2 separate regions of the Homo sapiens genome follow, and region 1 is linked to region 2. The links are chromatin loops, found by intact Hi-C in ENCODE. Cell type or tissue: endothelial cell of umbilical vein. All regions are shown on one strand.

The links. Peaks named below come from ENCODE experiments on the same cell type or tissue, not always from the same donor. Only the 100,000 strongest peaks of a DNase experiment are listed, where the experiment ranks them.
Region 1: it touches region 2 in a loop (13-fold over the local background); 6 of 110 quality-filtered maps call a loop at or near these places.

Annotation. Positions count from the first base shown.
Region 1 is chr2:232,289,045-232,297,044 of GRCh38, reverse strand. All of the region lies in intron 13 of DIS3L2 (DIS3 like 3'-5' exoribonuclease 2), which reads right to left. Among named protein-coding and RNA genes, the nearest start is that of ALPP, 86 kb to the left of the region's middle. RefSeq lists enhancers at 3,491-4,212, 4,213-4,936 and a silencer at 4,222-4,311. In endothelial cell of umbilical vein, a CTCF peak has its summit at 4,222 (motif pointing right); a DNase peak (open chromatin) is centred at 4,234.
Region 2 is chr2:231,921,518-231,929,517 of GRCh38, reverse strand. It overlaps NPPC (natriuretic peptide C), which reads left to right and starts at 3,122. Exons shown (of 3, transcript NM_024409.4): 1 at 3,122-3,358; 2 at 3,803-4,113; 3 at 7,203-7,709. The coding sequence starts at 3,269. The coding sequence ends at 4,093. RefSeq lists an enhancer at 1,778-2,432 and silencers at 2,834-3,053, 4,009-4,058, 4,139-4,228. In endothelial cell of umbilical vein, CTCF peaks have their summits at 3,189 (motif pointing left) and 4,105 (motif pointing left); DNase peaks (open chromatin) are centred at 2,907, 3,127 and 4,067; H3K4me3 peaks cover 1,379 bases; H3K27me3 peaks cover 3,919 bases.

The DNA of each region.
Region 1 (8,000 bases), 370 kb before region 2:
TAACATCTGGCATCTGCCTCCCAGACCCCACACAATGCTGTGGTGACCAGCACTTAGTCCTTAGTCATGAAGGAACTATGGGAAATCTAATTGCAGGGGGAGTCTCAAAGTCAGGAAACTATGTTCACACCAACTCAACAATAAGGCAAGTCAGCAGAGGTGGTGATAGGGTAGGGGAGAGAGAGGACTGGAACAGAAGAGCAGTCATGTTTACTAAATGGAGGACTCACATTTATTGAATGCCTACTGTATTAGTCTGTTCTCACACTGCTAATAAATACATACCTGAGACTGGGTAATTTATAAAGGAAAGAGGTTTAATGGACTCACAGTTCCACATGGCTGGGGAGGCCTCACAATCATGGTGGAAGGCAAAGGAGAAGCAAAGGCAAGTCTTACGTGGCGAGAGGCAAGAGGGCTTGTGCAGGGAAACTCCCATTTACAAAACCATCAGATCCTGTGAGGCTTATTCACTACCACGAGAACAGCACAGGGAAAGCCCACCCCCATAATTCAATTACTTCCCACTGGGTCCCTCCCACAACATGAGGGATTACTAAAATTCAAGGTGAGATTTGAGTGGGGACACAGAGCCAAACCATATCACCTACCAAGTAAAGGCTTTCCTTTATCCTGACAAAAACCACTTAAATTAGGTATTGCTATTTCCTTTAAACAGATGAGGAACTTGAGGCTGAGAAAGATTAAGTAGTTTGAGCAAACCACAATTAGAACTGGAATTTTAACCAAAATCCATGCTCCTTTCACCTCACCAGCATTACAGGACTTGGTGATGGTCTGGAGATAAAGTCAGTGAGAGAGGGAAGAGTCAACAAGTGTTCAGGATTCTCTGGCTCAGGCTGCAGGGCAGATGCTATTGCTACTCACCCTGACAAGGAAGAAAAACAGGTTTGGGAGAAGAGTTTGAGTTCAATCTGAGATTGCGGATTCTAACATACCTGGGAGGCATCTAGTGGAGATGGCCAGTAGGCTGCTGAACATACAGTTCTGAAGTTTATAAGCAAGATTGTAACCTGAAGGGATAAGAGAGCCCTGGATAGAATCCTGAGAAACACCTGTATTTAAGAGCTGGACAACAGAAACTGGGGAGTGGCTATGGAGTTCTGAGTTCTGACATTATAGAAGCCAAAGAGAGAACATGCCTCAAGGAGGGCATAGTCAGCAGCGTTAAATCCTTCTAAGAGGTCAAGTAACAGAGAACATTCCCAAACAAGGAATCCTTTGGATCTATCAGAAAAGACTCTTGCAGGGAGTGCTGGGGGCAGAGATCGGGGTGACAGGTTGAAAAACGAATAGAAAGCCAGGAAATGGCAATCATGAGTGAATACAACTCTTTTAGCAAATTAGACAGTGCTAGGGAAGAGGCAAGATTCATGAAATGGAATGGGAAAGGATGAGAGGATGTGAGAGTGTACTGAAGGTGTTTGAAGGGAGTATATTTAAAGATGACAGAGACTTGTTTCAATGCTGACAGGAAGAAGGCACTATGGATGGTGGAGTAGAAGACATTAAGAGAGACAGAGAGAACTGCAGATTCAAGGTCTCTGAGATGACAAGGGATTGGATCCAACACAAAAGTGGAACCCCTTTCTTGGCTGCAAGAGGAAGGAAGATGGGCAGCGATAACAGTAAGATCTGTGGATTGGGCAGGGGGGATTTAGAATGTCCTAGTATGATTTTTTAGGTTCTTTCCTGAAAATTAGGACACAAATTATCTGCAAAGAATGGGGAGTGTGATGGGGGAAGGAGTTTGAGGAAAGTGATGAAGGTTTGAAATTGCTCCTTTGGAGAATAGGAAAAACAGTTGACCTGGGCAGAGCATAAGGATTGCCAGGGAGTATTGCCAGGGAGTATTCGGAGGCCACAGGATCTGAAGTTACTGTAGCAAGCATCTGTCCCACTGTTAATTTTTTTCTAGCAACTTAGACATTAGTGTGAAGAAAGTTAGGTTGGTCCAAGCTGAATATCTGCCAGGAAGGTATGAGGGAAGAATAAGGGGGTAAGGGAGTGGAGATACAATACGGCAGCATATGGACCAGGAGACCTACGGGGGAACAGGAAGGAAATAAATGGGAAAGAGGCTGATGGGAAGAAAACAGAAGGAAGCGGCTGGGTGACAGATGTCTGGAATGGAGCTAATATTTATTAAGCACGTCCTCTGTCCTAAGCATCTCTCACGCTGATCTTATTTAATCCTCGCAAGAGCCCTGCAAAGCCGGTTCCTACCTCTATGTTACAGGAGAGTTTATTAAGTATTTGGCCCAAATTACCAAGTAAGTGGCACAGCTGAAGTATGGTCCATGTTGCTAATCACTGGGTGTAGTGTCTGAGAGGTCAAGGAGAGGAGTGTGGGAGTCACTGGATAAGGGAGTTGAAGGGGCTGAGGCCATGGTCAGAGAGCAGGCTGTGTGTCTGACCTTGGAGATGGCTGGTCAAAAACAAGATCCAAAAAGAAGTCAAGGAATGGAGAGCCAAGGGTCTGGGTAGGGATAAGGGTAGGGGATCCTTCATGAGGACTGAAATTCACCCAGGATGATGGTATGCTGTTTCCACAAAGTATGTCCCTACTGGTGTGTAGGTGCTTACCATGTACAAGGTTCAAAAGATGAATGAATGGGTCCATCTGGTTCCTGTAGCAAACACGGATGCATAGCTAGCAGGCATTTCCTCCTTGCTAAGGATGGCCTACTTTCACTCAGCTATTCATTCCCCTGTCCTGCTCCCCATTCTAGGGGGTCCGGGGGGAAGCAGACCCAACCTCTAGCTCCAGGGCTGGACGTGACAGCTCTGAGGTAAGAAACCTAAGCCAATCAGGGCATGGCATTTCCTGGCCCTAGAAACTGGTTCAGGAATGGATGTGTGACCCAACCGAGGCCAATGAGGTACGAGGGGATGCTTGTTGAGTGCTTCTGGTCATGCGGGCCAGAACTGCTGCAACCAGCTTGCCACCAGCCTGAGAAGGGAGCCAAATCATGGAGGACACAGACTCCAAAGACTGACAAAGTGGGCAGCCAGTGCCTTGGTGGAGGCAGGCCTGGTCCCTGCCACCTCCGGGCCCTCTACTGCCCTTGTGTAATTTGTGCTCATGCTTCTCCTAAGGACACTGACACACAATGTATCTTCCTACTCCCTTGGCTATGTTCTCCTAATCCGCTCTCTAGAACATAGCTGTTATTTTCCTGAAGCATAAACCTGGTAACACTTCCCTCTTTAGTACCTTTGACGGCTTCCTGCTTTTGGAGATATGAAAGTGAATTCAACACAGCCCAGGCTCGCTGAAGGTTGGTTGTTCACATGAACAAATATGGACAGTAACAGAGCAATGGAAAGAGGTGGGCCTGTGCTCGGGAGGGTGTGCCAGCCAGGGAGGCCCTCAGGACAGACAGAAGGAGTCTTACAGGACAGGGAAGGGTCACTCTCCAGCTCCTGCAGAGCTCCATGCACTCCCCGACGCGGTCCACTTCCCTGAGGGGTTCAGAGCAGACCAGGCTCTCTTAGGCCTCTGTGCCCTTCCTCATGCTCCACCTGCTTCCAGGGGAGCCCTTCCTGCCTGTCCCTCCTCTGTCAAAGTGGCCCTGATCTTTTGTTTTCCCCTTCGCTGGAATGCCAGAGGTATTTCCCCCAGAGAATCCAAGGGTGGCTTCACCAGGTCTCCTGGGCAATCGGTGTCCTTATCACTGTCACAGCAGGTGTCCAATGTCATTCCTTCAAAATAATTTCTTTTTCTTCAGTAAATAAATTCTGCCTCACGTCTGCCTCCTGCTCAGTAATTGCCACCAGATGACCAGCTGTGGCTCAGACACTCTCAGTGTTCAGGTGTTGCCATCTTGTCAGCACCCTCAAGAGGCACAAGCTCCTTCCCTCAACAATGCTCACTAGATACTTCCTAGCTATCAGGCACGGCAAGGAACCAGGCAGCAGCAGCGCTCTGGCCCTAATCACCACCTGCAGGGACCACCCACAGAGCAGCTCAGCTTGGGAAGTCAGCCTGCAAGAATGGCAGCCACTCAGACTTCACAAGGTCTTTCTCTCTCCAGAGGCAGCTGCCATGTCAAGCAGGAGAGCTCACCACTACCCAATCCTTTCCCCAGGAACAGGCTTCCCTGGGTGGACAGTTTCCAACTGCACAACGGTCCTGGTATTGAGTGAAGAGGGAAGGAAGTGAAGGACCCAAGAGGCAACAACAAGGTTGCTCTGTCAGCTTCCACCAGCAGAGGGCGGAAGCCTTCAAAAGGGTTCAGTTAGAGGCAAGGCTTTCATCCCAACAAGGAAAGGGCAGTCTCCCCAGGGCAGAAAATGGGAGAGCCTTCTCCTTTCAGGGGCTCAGGCTGAGGTCACACAGGAGGGCAGGCTCCAGGCGGCCAGAGCATGAGACTACCACTGGGTCCCCTTTGGACCTAGGCCTCCTGCTCTAGGGTGGGGCCCCCAGGAAACTGGCCTTAAGAGAATCGCGTGGGTGAGCTCTAGGAGCCTGGATGAGTTGAAGGGACTAGGACCCTTGGGAGAGGAGAATCTTCCCCAGACTCTGTGGGAACATGGGATGCAGGCCCTGTTGGGGTTGTTGGGCCTTTGAGAGGCCCTCCTTCCGCCCGTCTGAGCTTTCTGGGTAGGATGACAATGGAGACAGCAAGGCGACCCTCCCAGCAGATGGCAACAGGTGGGTAACAAGAATGAGTGACTGAGGACTATGTACAGCTTCCTCAGGCTGCTCAGATTATTGCTGCTTGGGGATGGCACTTTAGGGAGAACTTAGGGGCAGAAACAATGTCCTAGGTAAGCAGAAGGAGGGGTGTCCACTGAGTCTTTTAATGTAACTATTAAAAGATATGTGACCTTATTTTGGATCCCAGCCTGGTGAAGACAGTGGGCCAGGCTACATTCATAAGAATAACCAGAAGCGTGACGAGACAAGACAGGAAAGTGTGGCTAGGCAAGCATGCCAGGGGTCCCTCTGGGCTACTGAACAGGTAGATCTTTGGCTGGCCCAGGCACACAGGCAGCTTTGTCAAACAGCCATACTTGGAGAACGTCATGCAAGGGCCACTAGGCACTAAACTCCATCAGTTAGGGAAGACGCCACATCAGAGGTTTCGAGGCTTTGGAAAAGTCCTGGCCTGACCTTGGAAGGGCAAAAAAATGAGTTTAAAAGTTTAGGAATTCCCTGTTTTGTTCGCAATACCTCCAAGATGACCTCTCATGGACAACCAAGTCTCTCTCTGCCCGTCTCCTGGAAGGTACTTACAGCCCCAGCAGGACAGAGCCATTCAGCTTTCTCTGCAGACTACTCCATGAATGAGCAGGGGAACCTAGGATGCTAGCTCAGAGCTCCCCTCACAGGGGTGTAATGAGGGAGGTCACTGGTAAGAGCACAGTGTGAGTTATTTGGCCAGGATTGCTCCAGTTCAAACCAACATGGGTTCTCCAGGAGGCCTGTGAATTTGCTTCAATCTGCTAGTTATTAGGACCAAGGTTCAAACACAGGTCAAGGCCGGCCTGGGAAGCCTCCAGCCTCTCCACGGTTGACTCTTCCCCTCATAGTCCACTGGGTCTTACAGGGTGTCCAACTCTTCCTTAAGCTGAAAGTGGTAAATCCTAGCACAGTTCAAACATTTCAGCTATGCCATTTATGGCAGAATTTAAAAGATCAGAAAAGTTACTTCTACCTGCAGCCTTGGTTTTTAATAGAAAAATCTGATTAGAAGAAAATCACATTTTCAGAGATGATCTTGAGTTTTTCTTCTTTAGTGTTCACTGTTTGGTTTGGATTTCCTAAGTATAATTTCTTTTTTTCCATCTCCTTTTTGCTTTCTTTTATAAGACAAAGATGCTGTGGACTTTGCTTTAACTTGGTTAATGACGATTCTATGGCAATGTATTAAATTTCTTTCTCCTAAGTCCACTGAAGTCTTTTTGGACTTGGAGAGAGCTTTTTAAGAAAGAACTTGCTCATTCAGCAGGATTTTCCTCCCCACCCCAAGCTCTGGTTCTGACCTGGAAAAAATAAGAGTGAGAAAGAGCAAGAGAATCCTGCAGTCCTGACGCTCAACTTCACAAACCACAAAAAAGAACCTTTCTCCAGTAACGTAATCATGGAGATTTCTGGCACCTTGGTCTTTCAAGAAAAATACATCCTTCTGCTGGCACAGGGACCCATCAAACTAAACCCTATTCAGCATGGAGTTCCCGATTCATTAGTGTTGGAAAGTCTATAGCGAGGCTGGCCGCTCCCATTGGATGATGCCTCCCTGCAGCGCCGTCTGTAAACCCCACAGCTGTGTTTTCACTTAAAGCCACTTCTCCTGACTGCGCTGCACCTTGTTCCAGAGGCTTGCTCTGTTCTCATTAAGGTTAAAAATGACAGGACAAGGATTCTTCAATGCTGAGGTTTTACTTTCTGAGAAGAAAAAACGTCTGTCTTTGGAGCTATGGTCAACCCACAGGGAGGGTTGCTCTGTAGGAAGGAGCCAGTCCCAGGAGAAAAGGGCCTGGTGGTAGCATTCATGCCCCCAGGTCAAGCCGCCTCCTCTTCTGAAGGTGACTCCATTGCTCACCAGCACGTCTATGGCAGGAGAGTTCGGCTCACCACTGTCCCACACGACCTGTATTACTGGGTGAGCCCAGCAAGGAAGAGCTCGTCCCTGATCCCAGGGTCTCCTTTAGCAGAACAGGAGCACCTTTACCTCAGCAGCTTCCCGATCAGGACCTGCCCAGTTAGTGGGCCATGTTCTTGCCTCTCACGTGCCTGAGCAATATGCAACAGTGAATACAAAGCATGATGAGCAAGTCTGCGTGTGTCACATGCAGCCAGCTGGAGAGAGAGTGCAGCCAATCTGCTCATCCTAATCAAAGCTGGAGAATTTTTGAGGATTTTCATGGCCAAAGAGGATGACTGCGTTAGAACATCACCTTATCAAACCATTTGTGCTCAGAGCTCAGGGGCCTCAGGCCAACTACTGTCGAAGGAATGCAGTTACCCAAAGCTGCTTCCACAGGAAAGTGCCAGTGCTGACTGCAGGAACTGCATATCACCCCTTCCAATGCACAGAGATGGTTGTGCACCTGGGAAAGATGCTATCTAGATTTCCTTGCATATAGAATATACTAATTCTGTTACCTATCTATCTGCTTTCTAAATAAAGCTTGTGGTCCTGCCCTCAGCAGTGGTCCTACCCAAGCTGCAGACCTTGTGGAAGCCTCCCACAGCTACACAGCCCTGGTCAAACACTCAGCAAAGGGAAGGGAAACAGAAGTAGCCCAAGCGACAGGCTCTCCACCCACTCAGAGATGGTCTACACTTTATCCTGGAATCAGATTAGGATAGAGGATAGTTATGTGTGTAGATCATATGAGCTTGGCTCTCTAGCACCTGCCTTCCTCAAGGGTGGGTTAGTATGTTCCTCTATTTTCACCAGATTTTGTCTTAAGAAATAGCCTTATAAAATCTCTTTCCTGGCTGGGCGCGGTGGCTCATGCCTATAATCCCATCACTTTGGGAGGCCAAGGCAGGTGGATCACCTGAAGTCAGGAGTTCAAGATCAGCCTGGCCAACATGGTGAAACCCCATCTCTACTAAAAATACAAAAATTAGCTGGGCGTGGTGGCGGGCACTTGTAATCCCAGCTACTCGGGAGGCTGAGGCAGGAGAATCGCTTGAACCCAGGAGGCGGAGGTTGCAGTGAGCCAAGATGGTGCCACTGCGATCTCAGACATGAGAGAGGCAAGAACACGGGCCAGTAACTGGGCAAGGCCTGGACAAGTCTCCAAAAAAAAAAAACAAAAAACAAAAAACTCTTTCCTCATTTGCCCAAAATGCAAACGCTGTCCACTGTTGTAACACTGAATATTTCCAATATCAAGCCTTAAGTGAGAAGCTGCTTTTAGGTGCTAAGAAAAATAATTCTCAATGTTCGATGGGGTTTGTTGTAAGAGATAACCTTGTAAACTCTCCCTCCCCCACGCCACCAAGCAGGACGACTGCA
Region 2 (8,000 bases):
GCCTGAAGCACTCCACCCTCCCGAGGTCTGGGCACATGGGGTTCTGCAGTCTCATCGGCCTCCCCTGCCCTCTGTGTTGCCCTTTGGTGAGGCCTCTCATTTGGTTTTTCTCAAACAGCACCCCTCTAGGCCTGACTCTAGTACATTCCACTGTTAGCCTGGTTTTCTGTCGAGGTTTTCCTCTTCTCTTCCCTTCTCTTCCTGTGTTTCCAGGCTCAGCACAGACTTTTCCTTCTCCAGGAAGCCCACCCTGCTAGTCCAGGCTGGAGGAGGAGCCCTCCTTGGGTGGCCTCAGCCTGACCTGTCCCCTTCCCTGTCATTGTCCTTTTCAGCCTACAAAGCTCATGTCTGTCTGCTAGGGGGTTCTTCCCGGCTGGATGGAACCCTGCAGGCTTCAGGGATGCTCAGTAGATACCGGGAGATCAGCGAGATCAGTGAGAACGACATGATTCCTTACAGAATTACCGCGGCCTTGGGGCCTTTTCTCCCTCTTTTGCCGTTAGGAGGAAATTTAAAATTGAGCAGTCAATAAAATGACTTGAATAGCTCATATTCAGCTGCTCAGTGAGTTCAACTTTCCCAGGCCATGCCCCTGGGGCCTGGGGCAGAAGAAGCAGACTTCGTAAGGGAAAAGCAACAAAAAGGGACCTGAGTTCCAAATCTAGGCTCAGGAGGAAGAGTGGGCGTCCTCTGCAGCTCCCCAGGCAAGGAAAGCAAAGGGAGAGGGGAAACCTTCATCTCCAAGGCAGTTATGTGCTGATGGCACACCTCCCGGTGGCCCCTCCTGCCCAGGCCTCTGACTCTTACCCACCCTGCCTCCCAGGCCCCAGCTAAGCAGAAGCTGCTCCACAGCCTGCCCCCCGGGAAGCCTCCCTCTGCAGATGACCACCGCCCAGTGGTCAGGAGTGGCAGCTCACCAGATTTCCCTTCCAAAGATGGGAAGGTGAGTCCAGGGAATCGGCTCTGCCACAGTAGGTTGGGGGTGTCAGTTTTATTAATTTAGCCTCAAAGTTCAAACAGAGAGGAGACCTAGATAGTCAATCACCTGGACGCGAATGTGTCTAGGAACACAGAAGACAGGAAGGACCAACCTAAGGACGTTCAGACAGAAGGAAGTAGCCATGAACAGCGGAAGATTTCCTTAATAAGGGGCTTTAGAGGATGTACTGCTGGCCCCTGGAAACCAGCCCAGTGCTTGACTCTAGAGTCAGTCTGTGTGGCTCTGCCTGACTCTTTAAACAGGTATAAAGAAAGCAAGTGTCAGAGAAGTTCCAGATGGTAACATCCTTCTTTGCACAGCAGGCAAAAAGCAGAGGGAACTTTCACAGCCCACCTGGATACCCCTCCCTATACTGCTTTCTAGTTCCTCTTCCTTTCTCCTCAAATGAAAGAGTGGTGCCACTCTATGGGTGTTAGCACGGAGAGGAATTGGGGGGCTGCGTGGAGGTGGTGACTCAATTCACCAGAATCCACAGAAGGTGCCCTGTTGATGTCTGGATCTTCCTGGAGATCAGGAAACTTTGCTGCCCCAAACTCAGACCTCAGGTGTTAGCTGTTTCCTAAGCAAAGTGACCTGTGTAGTGGTTGCTCCAATGTTGTGAGTCAGGGTATGAGAGTGGGAAGGGGTAGCCTGAGAAAGGTGCCGACAGAGCAGACCATGATGCGGCCGCCTTAGCAGCTCTGGGACCAGGCTCACTACCACGGAGGGAAGAGGGAGGCTTGGAGGGAACCTGGTTCTCCAAGCCCCTCTTCACTCCAGTTGCCTTCCTGCCTCAGGCACAGCTTCCTCTCCCTGGAAAATCTCGTCTGGGCTACTGTCTCCCCAGAATCGCCTTCACGCCTGGGGACAGCCACTGCACTCCTGCGGCAACATTTGTTCTCTCTCCAGCCTGCGTCCTGCTCAGCAGCAGCCAGTCATAGATTCCTGCTCTTCAATCAATTCGGGGGATCTGGGCTCTCCGCCTCTGCGGCCCACACCGCAGTGCCCAAATGCCCACCACACTCCTTAGTGTCCAAGGGACCGAGAAGCCCAGTGCAAGGAGAGCAAGTTCGTGAGTGGTAGGGATATGTGGCCATGTCCCGAGAGCCACGGGGACCTCTCTACAGTCAAAAACGGGAAGTTGACCACCTGTCACGGCTGGCAGAGGCTGGACTGGGCCGCTGGCTAGGAAGCTCTCTCCCCAGCCTGTGAAAGTGCACAGGATACTGGAGCGGGCTTCCCCCAGCAGCGGATCCTCGCGTGGGTGCAGGCAAGGTCAGGTGCGCATTGTTCCCACAGAGGGAGTTCACCAGCGGAGTCAGACCCCGGGACGTTCTGTGTGGCCGAAACCGGCTGAACGTGAACCTAGAGCAGTAACTGGCGAGCATACGATGCCGCGGAGCACACGCATGAGCATGAATATCTTGGTTCCGCGCTCGCAGTCCCCTCGTTCCCGCCTTGCGCTCAAACACTCAGGCTGGCGACACCCCTGCACTCTCCAGTGTGGAAGACTTGCGCTCCCCCCTGCGGCCCAGGCGAACCCCGCTCTCCCTGCGCCTCCCACCCCAGTCCTCCAACCCCATCCTCTGCCTCCCCAACCTAACGACGTCGCTGTGGTCTGCGCTCCCGCCCTGACCGGCAGGTGAAAGGCGGAGCTGCAATGCCATCCCGCGGCTGTCAGGTGCCCAGGGAAGAGTTTGGCGACAAGCAGGGCTGCGTGGATTTCGGGCAGCGCCAACTTTATGCCTGTATGACTTTGGGCAAGTGACTTCATTCCTCTGAGCCTGTCTTTGCACCTGCAAAGAGGGCTACGTATCCCTTCCAGGTAGAGTGAGTGCGATGAGGACCTAGTGGGTGCACAGGGCACCAGGCGCACCGATGCTCGGCAGGCCAGGGCGCGCGCTCGCTGCAAATGGAGTTCCCCTGTGCGCTCAGCTCTGCAGCTCCAAGTGCAGCCTGGAGCGAGCCCGCCGAGCCGCGGGATCCCTCCGGGGTGGGATAAGGGAGGGGAGCCCCCGCGGCCCCCTCCCGGCCCTCGGCGCGGCCGCGTGCGTGGTGTCATTGGCCCGGGCGGCCCGGTGGGCGGGAGGATGACATCAGCGGCAGGTTGGATTATAAAGGCGCGAGCAGAGTCACGGGCTCAGAGCGCACCCAGCCGGCGCCGCGCAGCACTGGGACCCTGCTCGCCCTGCAGCCCAGCCAGCCTGCTCCGCATCCCCCTGCTGGTCTGCCCGCCGACCTGCGCGCCCTCGCTGCCGCCCGTGTGCGCCCCTCGACCCCAGCGGCACCATGCATCTCTCCCAGCTGCTGGCCTGCGCCCTGCTGCTCACGCTGCTCTCCCTCCGGCCCTCCGAAGCCAAGCCCGGGGCGCCGCCGAAGGTGGGTGCTGTCGTGGGGACGCCGAGCCTGGGAGAGGCGTGGGAGGCTGGGGGCTTGGAGAATGCGGCGCGCAGGACCCAGGAGAGAGGGAAGGCAGGCGGCTGTCTCCTCCGAGATGCGCGTGGGCGAGAGCCGGGGAGCCCTCGAAGCGCGGATTCGGGGGTCCACTTCTCCAGCCTCCGGAGAACATCGGCCCATGCGCAGCCCCCTACCCCAGTGTGGCCTGCCCGGCGAGCAGCAAAGGGAGGGCAGGGGGCTTCCGGAGGGAGCGGCGAAGGCGGCCGCGTGGCAGGTGGATGCGGGGCCAAGCTGGCCGGCATCGGTGGGGGCGGCTCTGGGCTTGGGAGGGACACCCCGCGCCGGCGGGCGCGTGGGGCTGGAGCATCAGAGTCCCCCGTGCTGCAGCCGCGTGTCCCTTCACCTGCCCGCTCTTTCCTCGGACAGGTCCCGCGAACCCCGCCGGCAGAGGAGCTGGCCGAGCCGCAGGCTGCGGGCGGCGGTCAGAAGAAGGGCGACAAGGCTCCCGGGGGCGGGGGCGCCAATCTCAAGGGCGACCGGTCGCGACTGCTCCGGGACCTGCGCGTGGACACCAAGTCGCGGGCAGCGTGGGCTCGCCTTCTGCAAGAGCACCCCAACGCGCGCAAATACAAAGGAGCCAACAAGAAGGGCTTGTCCAAGGGCTGCTTCGGCCTCAAGCTGGACCGAATCGGCTCCATGAGCGGCCTGGGATGTTAGTGCGGCGCCCCCTGGCGGCGGTGAGTACGGCCCACCCGACGCCCAGCCCCAGCCCGGCCCGGGACCGCCCGCCGCCCAGCCGGCCTTCGGAGGCGCGCGAGCCGCCTTTGCTCAAGTTGTGCTAGGCGTTTGCCAGCCGCCCCCTTTATTATCCCACTTTACAGACAAAGAAAGCGAAGGATAACGTGATCGGGGAACTTTGGCAAGGTCAGAAACGGCTCAGCCTGGTTGAACCCACCTGGCTTCTTCTGGAGAAGCAGAAACAGGCTTGGTGGTGTCTCACCCACCCCTGAACCGTAGCTGAACTAGCAGCACTGGCCCCTATTGGCCAGCTGGTGGGGGGATTGAGAGGAGATCATGGGTTTGTGGGAGCAGAGAAGGAAGGTTACACCCACAAGTCCAGGGGACATCGATCATCTGCTGGCCACCATGCCCCCTGTAGTGAGAGTAGCCCTCTGCTGGCACTGTCAGAGCGCCCTTCTGCCTGGGACACTCCGATTCCTGTCCCTTCTCTAAACCCAGGCAGTGGGCAAACTGGTCTGTCCAGGGTCCTGAGGCAGCTGCAGCCTGGTGGCTTCGGGGGTGAATCTCAGTGCTTGTGGCACTATTTCAGGGAATAGGAAAGACACTAAAGTAAATATTATTTGCCCCAGCCTCGAACTCAACACGTCCCAGAGTCCCTCACCAACCCTGTCCCGACCCAACCGGTGCTCTGGGCTCCGTTTCTGGTGTGGGGTCTCACCCCGCACTAGGGCTGGAAACCTCTGCCCTACCGCCACCCCCTGCCGGGTGCCGCGTGGTGGTAATTTACTGCTGCAGAGAGCCTCACCTCTCCTCTTTCCCTCCTCTCTATTCCTGCCGCCTGCCCGTGCCCACTGAATAACATCCCAGCCTCTGACATTGACAGTCATGTGCGTTAGGATCAGGCTTACCTGGCTTTCTCGCTTTCTTGCCTCCAGCTCAGCAGCTGCCACTGCCTGTCCCACACCTTGACTGTCCCATCCCAGGCTACGGGCAAGCTGCTGTCTCCTCCCCAGAAACCCTTGTCAGTGTCGGATCTTCTCCCGGAGGGAAACAAGAGCGCCTGTCCAGCACACTGTCTCTTTTTTACAGTACAGAACACTTTTTCACAGTTTGTGAACCCATTCACCTCTCCATATTGAACAGCTTAAGGGCGAAGTGCTGGCCTAAGGCACTCTAGGACCCACTGCACCCCGAACAGACTCGTGGAAATATTTGTCAATGACCAGAGAAACCAGCACACCCTGGCCCATGGCCACTCCCACCTGCCCGAGGTTTTAACCAGTGCCCTTCCTCTCTTTGCAGCCAGACCTCACTCGGCTGTGGGCCTCTCCCCAGTTCTGCAAAGGCTGTAGTTGTCTGTGATCTTGACTCTCCCCTGCACAGGGAGAAGAATGATTCTGACACTTGGGGACCAGCCTTCAGTAGCTACCCTTGGAATGCCTTTGCTCTCTTCTCTCCTGTCTAAACAACAAAGAGACGGAGTCTGAGGCCTCAAATTTTCAGTTTGATTTAAGCATCAAGTTCAAACTTTAGAACCTGAGCAAATGTTAGTGACTCTCCATTGGTTCGTACCTGGAATGCGCATCCCCACAGGGGCTTTGTTCTTGGGCCTGGATGTCTGTGGTCACCAAGTGATGGCCAAACGGGTGGTGAAAGATGCTGTGTAGGAGGAATCCACATTGTTAAGAATTCTCGACCCCTTTGATCAGGGGGGTTCAATAATCTCCTACCAGCTCTCTTAGCATAGATGAACACTTACCGTCGACACCTTCAACACCGGCTTACGCCCAACACCAGCTGTTTTATTATTATTTGGGAAGGGCGGTGTGGATTTATTATTTGGGATTTTTTAAATGAAAAATAAAAACCCCACCCTCACTGCCCCCCATTCCCAGTGAGAGAGCAGAACATCATTCCTGCAGGCTCCTGGTGACGATGCCCAGGATATATCACTGGGCGTAAAGAGAAAGACAGCTTAGATTTTTCACATTAATGAAAACTCTTTGAGGTTGTGGCTGTTTCTCCACGCAGTGGGTGACCTGGGCTCTAAGCCACCGTAATGATGGTGGTTGATGGTTCTAGGTATTCATTGTAAAATGCTAATGACAGAGACTGGGTGTAGGTGAAACCTGAATGAACACTTTGCCCCTGGGGCCCAGCAACATCACAGACAGCTGTCATCTGTGTAAACTCACGGCAGAGCCAGAGAAGGGAGTGGGGGAGGGTTCATCAAGCCATTCTGGCCCAGGTCCCCTCTGTGCATGCTGTCCTTTGGGAGGGCACTGAACGCCCCTGAAGGCCACCTTCCTTGGGCCCCGGGGCACCCACACACCCATTAGCAGAGAGTTTACCCTAACAACACTCAGAGCCCATGACTGTGCATTTCCCCAAGGCTGGTGTGAGACACCATTTCCTCTGCTCCTGAAGGGGACCTGGACCCAGACCCTTTCCTCTGCACAACCAGCTAGGGAAGGAGGTGCTGTTTACTGGGTGGCAGCTGTGACCCAGACACTGCCGATGCCCGATCCGAGGCTCCCTGTTGAATCTGAAAGCCAGCCCTAGGAGGTGGCTATTATCCAATTTTATGGGTGAACACTCCCAGCTATCCAGGGTCATCCAGGGACCCAACGTCAGAGTAGAGATTTGAGCCCAGGATTCCTGATCCTGAGATGTCTCTCTTCTCCTTCCATCCATGGTCACTCAGACACACGAACCCCGGGCGAGCACTGACTGAGGGTTTGCGTTGTAGCAAAAAAGGGATGGGAGATTTTCCATTCTCTTTCTCTCACTGCGCTTCCCTGAGTGCCAAGGGCAAGGCCTGTGGTTAGACTGGGGGAAGAAGGAGTGTTGCAGACACGCTGGTTCCACTTGTACTGGGGCAGCAAAGCAGAAGGGGCCTGGGGAGTGCGCAATGGGGGGCTCCTCCCCTCTGCAGGAAGGCCTGGTTGGGGGGGTGGCGGAGGTAGGGGAACATCCCTCAAGCTGCTGGGAGAAGGGGAGGAAAGGTTCTAGAACCACCCTGCCTGCTAGGATTTCTCAGCTAAGGGGCCAGAACTGAGCGTCCCGTGTTCACTCTGTGTTTCAGGATCGGGAACTGGCTCCGTTGTGCTGAGGTCATCTTTGGTCATCAGCCTCCAGCATCTGGAAACACCTCCAACGCAATGTGGCTTTTACATTTCTTTCTTTCTTTCTTTTTTTTTCCTGGTACTGGGAATACACAACACCAGCTGTTTTATTATTATTTGGGGAGGGGGTTGTGATTTTATTATTTGTTTTTTTAAAATGAAAAATAAAAAGTTATATATTATATATATATTATATACATGAAACACACACACCTACACCGACTTGATGACAAGGGACAGTTTTTAAGAGACTGACAGAACCAGCTGTAAAACATTGCTGTTTGTAAATTCATGTCATGCATAAATGTATTTATGTTGTAAAGCTATTTATATTGTTTATAAAGAGATATTTATAAAAATTTTATTTATGTAACTAAATGAAAGAAGTCAATCATTGTAATGTTTTTGTCCTAACTAGTTAAAAAAAATGTAAAAAAAAAAAAGTCATTCCATGAATATCTTGAAAACTGTCTTTATTTACTTGTTGCCTGTATTTTTTAGGACTTAGGCTGAGAAAGAGGGAGAATGTGAAGAAAAGGCATTGCCTCCAAATAGGTCTGACAGGCAGATTCCCAATTCTGGATTTATCTGTGTCAGAATCCCCTGGAGACCTTGCTAAAAATACAGATTCCTGCCTTCTCCGAATCTGATAGGACTGGCTGTGTAAGTTTCGTCCCAAGTGATTCTGACCAGCTCAGCCAGGTCAGGAAGCTCTGCTCAAACACCTGACCGCTAGGAAGTCAGATGTTATGAATTAA